Regions from separate parts of the Mus musculus genome. Here region 1 is linked to region 2. The links are chromatin contacts, found by Hi-C or POLR2A ChIA-PET in ENCODE. All regions are on one chromosome and are shown on one strand. Each heading gives the region's core, a stretch centred on a gene start or an enhancer-like site at or near the end of the contact. The rest is flanking DNA. Distances are from core to core; before and after follow the strand shown.

Region 1 (4,040 bases), core at 919-3,418, 130 kb after region 2:
CTTTACCAAAATGCCTAACAGTAGTTGCTGACCGGGCTGGGCAATGTAGCTCAATGGTAGAGCTCACCCACATGCACAAGTTTGATGCTAAGTCCTAGAAAGAACTGCTTTTACTCATAAATTCACCACAGTAAGGCGGGCACTACGTTACAGTGTCCTGAAACACTTCGTTTATATCCCACCATGACCCTATAATAGATATCTTTAGTCTACATGACAAAAAAAATGGAGACTCAGAAGGCTTCATTCATTTCACAAGCCACACACTGTGAGTAGAAAAGCCAGACACAGGCTAGGGTTTCGTCCTTAAACTCAATTAACTTAACTTTAATAATATTCTAGAGTAGTCTAGGTCTACCAATACAGGCACGACAAAGGTCTTTAGCCTGTAACAGGGACATAAATACCAGAGGAGGGAATGGGCGATGTAAACAAGAAAGGGTGATTTTATATTCAATGACCCAGCTGACACTCTGTCAGTCAATCTCCCGGGTCCCTATAGTAGCCGTAATTCTCAGAGAGACCCCGTTAAATATGAGTGTGGTACAAGTTCTCAAAGCACCCCCAAACGATTTCCCAGCTGGCAAGAAAGATGACACCATCCCCGGTAACTAACCTCTTGTCTGCTTGGAGTTTTTCAGTTAGTATAGGTTTCTATAGGGCTTATCTTCTAACTTTCCCAAGGCAGCTGATAAGATTCGCCAGCCCTGTTAAAGGGAGATAGGATCCAACCAGCTGTCGGGAAACATAGGCGATTACCCCAACAAGGCATCACCAGAGACAAAGGCCCTGAAAGAGGAGCCTTGCCTGCTGTCTGCCAATGTGGCTGAAATCCAGGCGCTCTGGGTCTCCCGTGGGGGCAGGGAGTAGGGGCTATGGCCATTTGCCTTGGGCCTGCCTTGTCTTGCTGAACAGGTCGTTGGGGTCAGGGGACAGAAGAAACAGGCTGATAATTTAGGGACAGCTGTGTGCTAAAGACAAAGAAAACAAAGATGCTCCTGGCTCTACCTTATTCACTGTGTCTGTCTCTGAGGATGTGGTCCCTGGTGCGGTGCTAATCAGTCCCTTGGGCTTCACTTGCCCTGGCTGGAGTCATTGCAAGGGGAGGCTAATCAACATGCCCACCACGCTTCCTGGATGGCTGGTCACCTTGCAGACAGGTGCCCTACAGTTCGGGTGCCCCCAGGTAATGATGTCTGAGGGTCAGGTGCGCGCTCATCCGCACCCACGTGACAGCTGAGAGCCGGACCCCAGGCCAGGCGAGTCAAGGGAACTGTCCCCAGCGTGTGCCCCGGTGGAGATCGTCGCCCCTCACCTGGCTCCACCCTCGGAGCGCTGCTGCGACTCGAGTCCCCAGCTCGCTCCCGCCGCAAGGCCGAGCCGGAGCCCCCCGAGAGCCTGCGGCACCGCGCCGGGCGGAGGCCGCCCTCACGGGGCCTGTCCCCACGCGGGGCTGGGCGAGCCGCCCGCAGGCCTGGGCCCGGCCGGCTCCTCCCGTGCCCGCCCGTCCCCGCCCGTCTTCCCGCGCGGGCCTCACTTAACTGTTCCCCGCTGGGGCGGCGGCGGCTGCGGCGGCGGCGGGTCCCGGCTCCGTCTGACGCAGAAGCAGCTTCTCATCGCCCGGGCGGCGCGGGAGGAGCCGGGCCCGGGGCCCAGGCGGCTGCAGCCGGCGCCGCAGCTCGAGCGCAGCCTCCCCGGGAGCGGCGGCGGCGAGGGGCGGGGCGCGGCCTGGCGGCGGCAGCGACGGCGGCGGCGGCAGCAGCGGCTCGGGCCGGGGCCGGGGCGGGAGGGGCGTGCAGCCTGCGGCGGAGCCCGGGAGCGCACCGCCCTGTGGCCCCCGGTGCCCTCGGTCCCCGCCCCCAGTCGGCCTCCGCTCGGCTCTGCTAGGCCTCGCCGTCCCCCTCGTCCACCGCTCAGCCCAGCTGTAGGTCCCTGCAAGACGCTCTGACACCCAGGCCTGCAGGCCCGGAGTGGCCCTTTGCAGAGACGCCTTCCCACCTGTCCCTTGTAGGCTTGACTGCACCCCGGGGCGATCCCCTCTGCTCTGCCCACAATCCGGCTAACCTAATGCGGTGCAGCCGGGCCTCAGACTGACCCCACTCTCAGAGCAGGTCTCAGCTTGCCCCTCTTGCTGGGCAAATGATTTACCCACAGAGGCCTGGGGGCAAGCCTTGAGGAGGGATCTAGTGTAGCATGCCTGCCCTTGCAGTGCCTGGGGAAAGGTACAGAAGTCAGGAAGAAATGGAGCAGGACCCTCAGGCTGTAAGAAAAGGAGGCATCAGCAGCCTTTGATCCCTGAACCACCTGCCCCTACACAGCCAGGCCTGCAGGCCCTGGAGGGGACATGTGCTAAACGGGATATTTAAAACAGAGGATCACACGGTAGCCGGCTTGGATTTGCTCAGGCATCGGGACTCATAGTCACACATCCTGTGCTTTTCCAAAATAGTCAGCTCCTGAAGCAAATGGTGCCAAGCAGGCTGTCAAGGAAAAGATCCCGTGGGGACAATTCTCAAATGTGTGCATACAATCCAGGTACTTGTGTCACTCAGAAACACCACTGATCCAAATGGGTTTATAACAAGTCCAAACGCACCATAAGGAAACAGACAATCTGTGTTCTTAACTGGTACAGAGCCCAGCACAGTGGTGCTCCATTTAATTCCAGCCCTTGGGATGCAGAGGCAGGCAGATCTCTGTGAGTTCAACACCAACCTGGTCTACATAGTGAGTTGCCCGAAAGCCACAGAGGATTTGAAAAGAGACCTTGTCTCCAACAAAAACTTGCTACAGGCAAAAGAAAAAAAAAACATATTTCCAGGTTTATCATAACCCTGATATCAAGATCTAACAGAGATAACACCACCAAGAACTCAAGTGCAGAGTTCCAATCCCTAGAGACCTGAATATATGTGATTTTATGAAGAATGCTTGCTGTCTAACAAAGTAAGTGTTGTGTGACACCCATCTGTCCACCTTTGGGAGACTCTATGGACACTTCTGGGAAGTCCCATAGTAAGACAAGACAAACAAAAGCCTGGTTCATTTGTTTAGGCAGCCATTTCCCAGAATCATCTGGGCCAAGAAAACCGCTCTCCCCAAAGCCTACCCGTTAACTACCCATGATGAGAATCAACACCATATCTGACTGTACTGGTTGGTTTGTGTGTCAACTCGACACGGCTGGAGTTATCACAGAGAAAGGAGCTTCAGTTGGGGAAATGCCTCCATGAGATCCAGCTGTGGGGCATTTTCTCAATTAGTGATTAAGGGGGAAGGGCCCATTGTGGGTGGTGCCATCTCTGGGCTGGTAGTTCTGGGTTCTACAAGAAAGCAAGCTGAGCAAGCCAGGAGAAGCAAGCCAGCAAGGAACATCCCTCCATGGCCTCTGCATCTGCTTCCTGACCTGTTTGAGTTCCAGTCCTGGCTTCCTTTGGTGATGAACAGCAATGCGGAAGTGTAAGCCAAATAAACCCTTTCCTCCCCAATTTGCTTCTTGGTCGTGATGTTTTGTGCAGGAATAGAAACCCTGACTAAGACACTGACATACATCATACATACATACATACATACATACATACATACATAGCTGTTGCCTATTAAATAAAATTGTAGCATTTTCTGATCCACTTGGCTGTTAAAACCAGCTCAAACTCTTCTACAGTGGTTCTCAACCTGGGGTGGTGGGGTTCACATATTAGATATTTATATTATGACTCATAAGAGTAGCAAAATTGCAGTTATAAAGTAGCAGTGAAATAATTTTATGGTTGGGGGTCCCCACAACAGGAATAGCTGTATGAAAGGTTCTCAGCTTTAGTAGGTTAAAGGTTGAGAGCCACTGCTCTATGATCAAGCAACATTTAGTCCAGAATTACAAAGAGAAAATATAATGTTAAGAAATCTGTAAATCTGGGTCTGGAGAGTTGGTTCAGAAGTTAGGAGCACCGGGAGTTCTTCTGGATGACTTGGTTCAACTCCCAGCACCCGCATGGCAGCTCCAGACTATCCAGGGTACACACGTAGCACACAGACATAGA
Region 2 (4,385 bases), core at 1,284-3,783:
CTTCCCTGGTCCCACGGGCTTCCTCCCTAGAGGAGGTCTGCTGGGTTCCTGGAATGCTCTTCTTGAGCAGATGGACTGCAGAACCATTTTAAGGGTAGATGGGAAATTCTGCACACTAAATTTCTAGCATCGTGGCCAGCCATTTCCACTGTTGCCAGCAAGCAAACAAACAAAACTGTAGGTGACAATCAGGTTTTTATGATTTACGGAGAATCAAAGACAAAGGAGGAGGTTTTCGTCTTGTTTTTGCTTTGACAGGTTTAGAAATTTGTTGTACTGCATTGATTCAATTTTCCTTGATTCCAGCCATCTTTCAATAATGCAGCCTGCTTCTGCTGGCTGGGTACATACGAGAAAACCCCAAGGAACCACGGATATTGAAATGGTTCTGCCATTTCCATCTTTGAGACAAATGTTCCTCTCTGAGGAGCTGTGGTGGCAGCACGTGACTGTGGCAATCTTCCCTGCACCGAGAGGATGTGCAGACTGGTGCTGGCCTCTGAGCAGGCCCAGTGAGACCCCCATGAGACCCGCCGTCTCAGGCACCTGATCCTGGTGTCTTTCTTATGATGCCCAGATGCCATCAAATCAGCCGGTCACATGGGGGTCTGGCTAAGTATGGGGGATCTAGGATACACTTCTGGATCATAAAGAGGTTTGACTAAATCTCTGAGACGGTCCTGGTGGCAAATGATGAGACAGAGAAGGCACTAGTCATAGTCTATGTCAAGTGCATAGTGCATGCAACGTGACTCAGAGTTTTTCCCTCAGAAGGGCTCTTGCACCCATCTTTTCTAGAACAGAGCCCCGATGGACAGACAGGGACCCTAGAGGAGTGAGCAGAGCCCCGAATCCATCATGCTTACCTCCTTTTCAATTTCTGCCAGAGACTTGATGGTGATTCCCAAGAGATCAAAGGGCTGCATCTGAAAATACAGAGCAAGTTGCCCTTTTTAATGGCTGGAGAATGCCCCCCTTGCTTTTATGACACTTGTGATGTCCTAGCCGTCTTACATTCCCACCCCCTCCCACAGGGCTGCTATTGTGATGTTCAGTTATTATGGGTCCAAGGAGGAACCACAAAGACCATGGTAGGATAAATCTTTGTATGCTAAGACTGCTTTGCCACATATCCACAGCATTGAGGGGCCAGCCTGGGGTGGGGAGGGGGTCATGGCCTCCTGGAAGGTGTGCCTGTGGCCAATTACTTCATCCTTTCTTCTGCTACAAAAGGAGAAAGTGAGTGAGATTTCTGCTTTTGTGATGGAGTATGGGGCTGGAAGTGCCTAAATCAGCAGCCACCTTGACTGCTGTCTCTATAGAACAGTGTCAGGTCTAAGGAGTTCCCGGGGTCTGCAGTATACAGGGAAGCGTCAGGTGGACTTCAGATCTTTGGCAGTGATGGAGAAGGGGATCCCTGTCCATCAGGTCAAAGGGGCGAATGGGGCAGTTTTGCATATTAATGGGGCTCTGAATCCGATGGACAGTGGGACATTTCTTGGCGAATATACAGGCCAAGAAGGTCAGTTGGAGGTCCGGAGAAGCCTGTGAGACACACGAGCCTCCCTGTCGGTGAAGCTGCAGGCTCCTTCCGAGTACACCAGCTCTGTATTTCCTAGGAGTAGCAAAAGCCAGGCTTTCTGCAGCCTCGCCAGCAGGGAAAGCCTGAGAGCCCCACAGAACCCAGGAGCTGTGGTCAAAGTGCTGTGGTGGGGATAGGGCTGGTGTCTGCACAGGGCCAGGGGGTCCTGGGGGGGGGGGCGCGGGGGAGGCTGGAGGGTGGCTCTGGAGTCCAAACTGGCTGCCTCATGGTACGGGATGGGTCAATCTTGTCTGTCTGTCAGCCTGCCTGTCTGCTTGCCTGCCTGCTTGCCTACCTACCTATTCAGTTAGATATCTATAGAGAGTATGTGAGTGTGAGGGCGGCTTTCAGGAGCTGGGTCTCTTTCCACCTTGTTGAGGCAGGTTTCTCTCATTTCTGCTATGCTTTGCACTCCAGGCCGACAGGCTATGGCTCCCATCTCTTAGGGGTGCTAGGGTTACACACGAATGCCACTGTATCCGGTCTTTTTCTGTGAATCCCTGGGACCGAATTCCAGTGATTGGACTTGTGCCACAGGCCTTTTACGTGCTGAGGCATCTGGACACCCCGTCACCTTTACTTTAAAAGCCTGTTAAAGTGGCCTGGGCAGGCCCTTCTGGCCTGGCTGCAGGGGGATTAAGCAGAGAAGTGCTTGGAAGAGCTTAACGCTGAGCTTGGCCTGCATCCGGGGCCTTGAGTGCTCCGCTGAATTGGCAGCAACATATTTGTGAGGGCGAACTTGGGACAGGGCCACCAAATTAGACCCTGAGCTCCTGGGGCTGTGCTACCAGTAGCCACAAAACAGTTTGGCTGTGCTGGAGACGCCAGCCTGCGTGGTGTGAGGACGGGGCTGCCTGCCCGCCTGGCCCAGGAGCCAGCAGAGGTCCAGCTGTTGCATCATTAGGCTCTAACTATTCCACTAAACTTTCTCAACTGGAGCTGGTGAGCAGGGCAGAGCAGCCTCTCCCAGGGAGCATGGGGGAGAGTGCCAGCGTCTCCATGGCAACACAGCCAAGTGGCTCCGCTGAAGTTCCTCAGGCTTCCTGTGTCACGTCAGGAGCATTTTTCAAGATTAAGCGCTTACCAGAAGGGTTCAGAGGAGGCCTATTATATTTCATAAAAATGGAAACAACAGAGCAGGTTGGATCGCCAGCCGGGTGGTTTTAAACTGGGTCCAAGAAAAACACTGAAGGGGTCTTTAGCTGGGCCAAACTAGGGCCGTGGTGTTTAGTGATGCCTCAAAGCAATCTTCTGCAGGAAGGATAAAAGCCAGAAACAAGTTTAGTGACCCAGCACACCTCAGGCTTGCATAGCTGAGAGAGGGGTGAAGGGTGTCCTGAGGACCAGGCACTATCGGAGGTGTGACTCCAGGAGGGGATGTTGCTCAGGACAGGGCCCTGGCTGTGGCTGGCACTGCTCATGGTCTGGCTACTGGCCTCTGCTCTTGGCTGGCTTACCCAACCCTCTACCATTCAGGAGGGCTTAGGGCTCAATGTGGGCAAAGTATAGGCAGAGGCATTGGCCCTCCGTGCCATAGTGGAGCATGCAGTGTGCACACAGAATACAGCAATGACAGTGGGAACTACGGCCAACTCCATCACCATGAAGAAAAATCAAGGCCACATGTGGTGGCACAGCACTAGGGAGGAGATCTCTGAGTCCAGTGACAGCCTGATCTGTATAGTGAGTGCCAGACCAGCCAGAGCTCTATGTCTCAAGAAAACCCATTAAGCCTGGGCAGTGCATGTTTTAATCTTAGCTCTCAGGAGGCAGAGGCAGATGCATCTCTGCAAGGACAAGGCTGGCTTGGTGCACAAAGCTAGGCCAGCAGGGCTGCATTGTGAGACCCAGTCTCAGCCAGCCGGCGGGCCAGCTAGACATAGCTAAGCGTAGCTCATGTACACGGAAGCTACAGGATTTCAGGTTGGGGTGGGAGAGGAGGAGGGGGTCATACATAAAACTTACACTTTCTGGAATGCAGGAAAACTTCTCTGAAATCATAAAAGGCACACCATCCATTGCTGCAAGAGAAGAGAGGAGAGGAAGGCACTCAAGACATGGTTGCTGTCCAAGACTCTTAGATGCAAGTACAGAGGACCAGTGAGCATCTGGCTGGAGGCAGCTGCTACCCAGGGCACGTGGCTGGGAGCTAGAGTGGGACAGGACAGGGTGTCCCCTGTTCTCAGTGACTACATCCGACCCAGAGATGCAGATGTCTGCACGACTCCTCTGAGTATAGGCAGTCAGTCAGGGTATGCCCAGGGCTGGTGTGGAAGCCCTTTCCTACCCTGGGCCGGGAGTCTGACCTATATCATAAATGATGACAGCAGGAAGAAGTGGTGCGTGAGTGGGAGGAAGCTGGCAGAGGCATGTTTTTGTTCATTTTCTTGGCCAAGCCACAGATCCCCTGGGTGGTGTTGGGTGCTCATTGGCCTCCATGGAAAGACAAGTAGTTCGGTGGTCAGATGGCTAGGCCTGAGTCCTGGCCTGGACTTGCAGTGAGCATCTGAAGTCATGTATAAAAGACGTTTGGCTAATGGCAGGGAGGTGTGTGCTCTGAGTCTGCAGGGAATGTGCCCAGGCCTGGAAGAGTGAGCTCAGTGTGTATGTGGGAGGGGCGGGGGGGGGGGGACTACAACACGTGCTCACAGTCACTGATTCTTTGTCATGGCTTCAGGGCTGAATTAAGACTTGCCCCTGTGCTTAGTTTCCATAGGACATGAGGAAGGATGTGGACCAAGCAGCCTGTGTGAGAGAAGTGCGGGGCCTGGGAAGCCACTTCCTTCCTGTATGTACCATGTGC

Evidence for each region. Hi-C counts contacts between places; a loop is a spot of excess contacts on that map. ChIA-PET counts read pairs that join two places held with the same protein, here RNA polymerase II (POLR2A).
Region 1: POLR2A ChIA-PET joins it to region 2 with 16 read pairs in Patski. The contact joins the promoter of Mvb12b here to the enhancer-like site in region 2. A Hi-C loop is called at or near these places in 1 of 37 maps with a recorded cell type or tissue (Patski). POLR2A ChIA-PET finds 5 or more read pairs at or near these places in 2 of 5 experiments (Patski and embryonic stem cell).

What each region holds. Positions count from the first base shown.
Region 1 is chr2:33,885,778-33,889,817 of GRCm38, forward strand. Mvb12b (multivesicular body subunit 12B) reads right to left here and starts at 2,169. Exons shown (of 10, transcript NM_175184.4): 1 at 1,543-2,169. The coding sequence starts at 1,617.
Region 2 is chr2:33,751,443-33,755,827 of GRCm38, forward strand. Mvb12b (multivesicular body subunit 12B) reads right to left here. Exons shown (of 10, transcript NM_175184.4): 8 at 3,548-3,603; 9 at 867-926. The region is part of intron 2 of Gm52507 (a long non-coding RNA gene); the gene reads left to right. Among named protein-coding and RNA genes, the nearest start is that of Gm52507, 20 kb to the left of the region's middle. Within about 2 kb of position 2,534, at least 2 of the 3 ENCODE cell types and tissues checked have a DNase peak (open chromatin) inside an H3K27ac peak, as active enhancers do.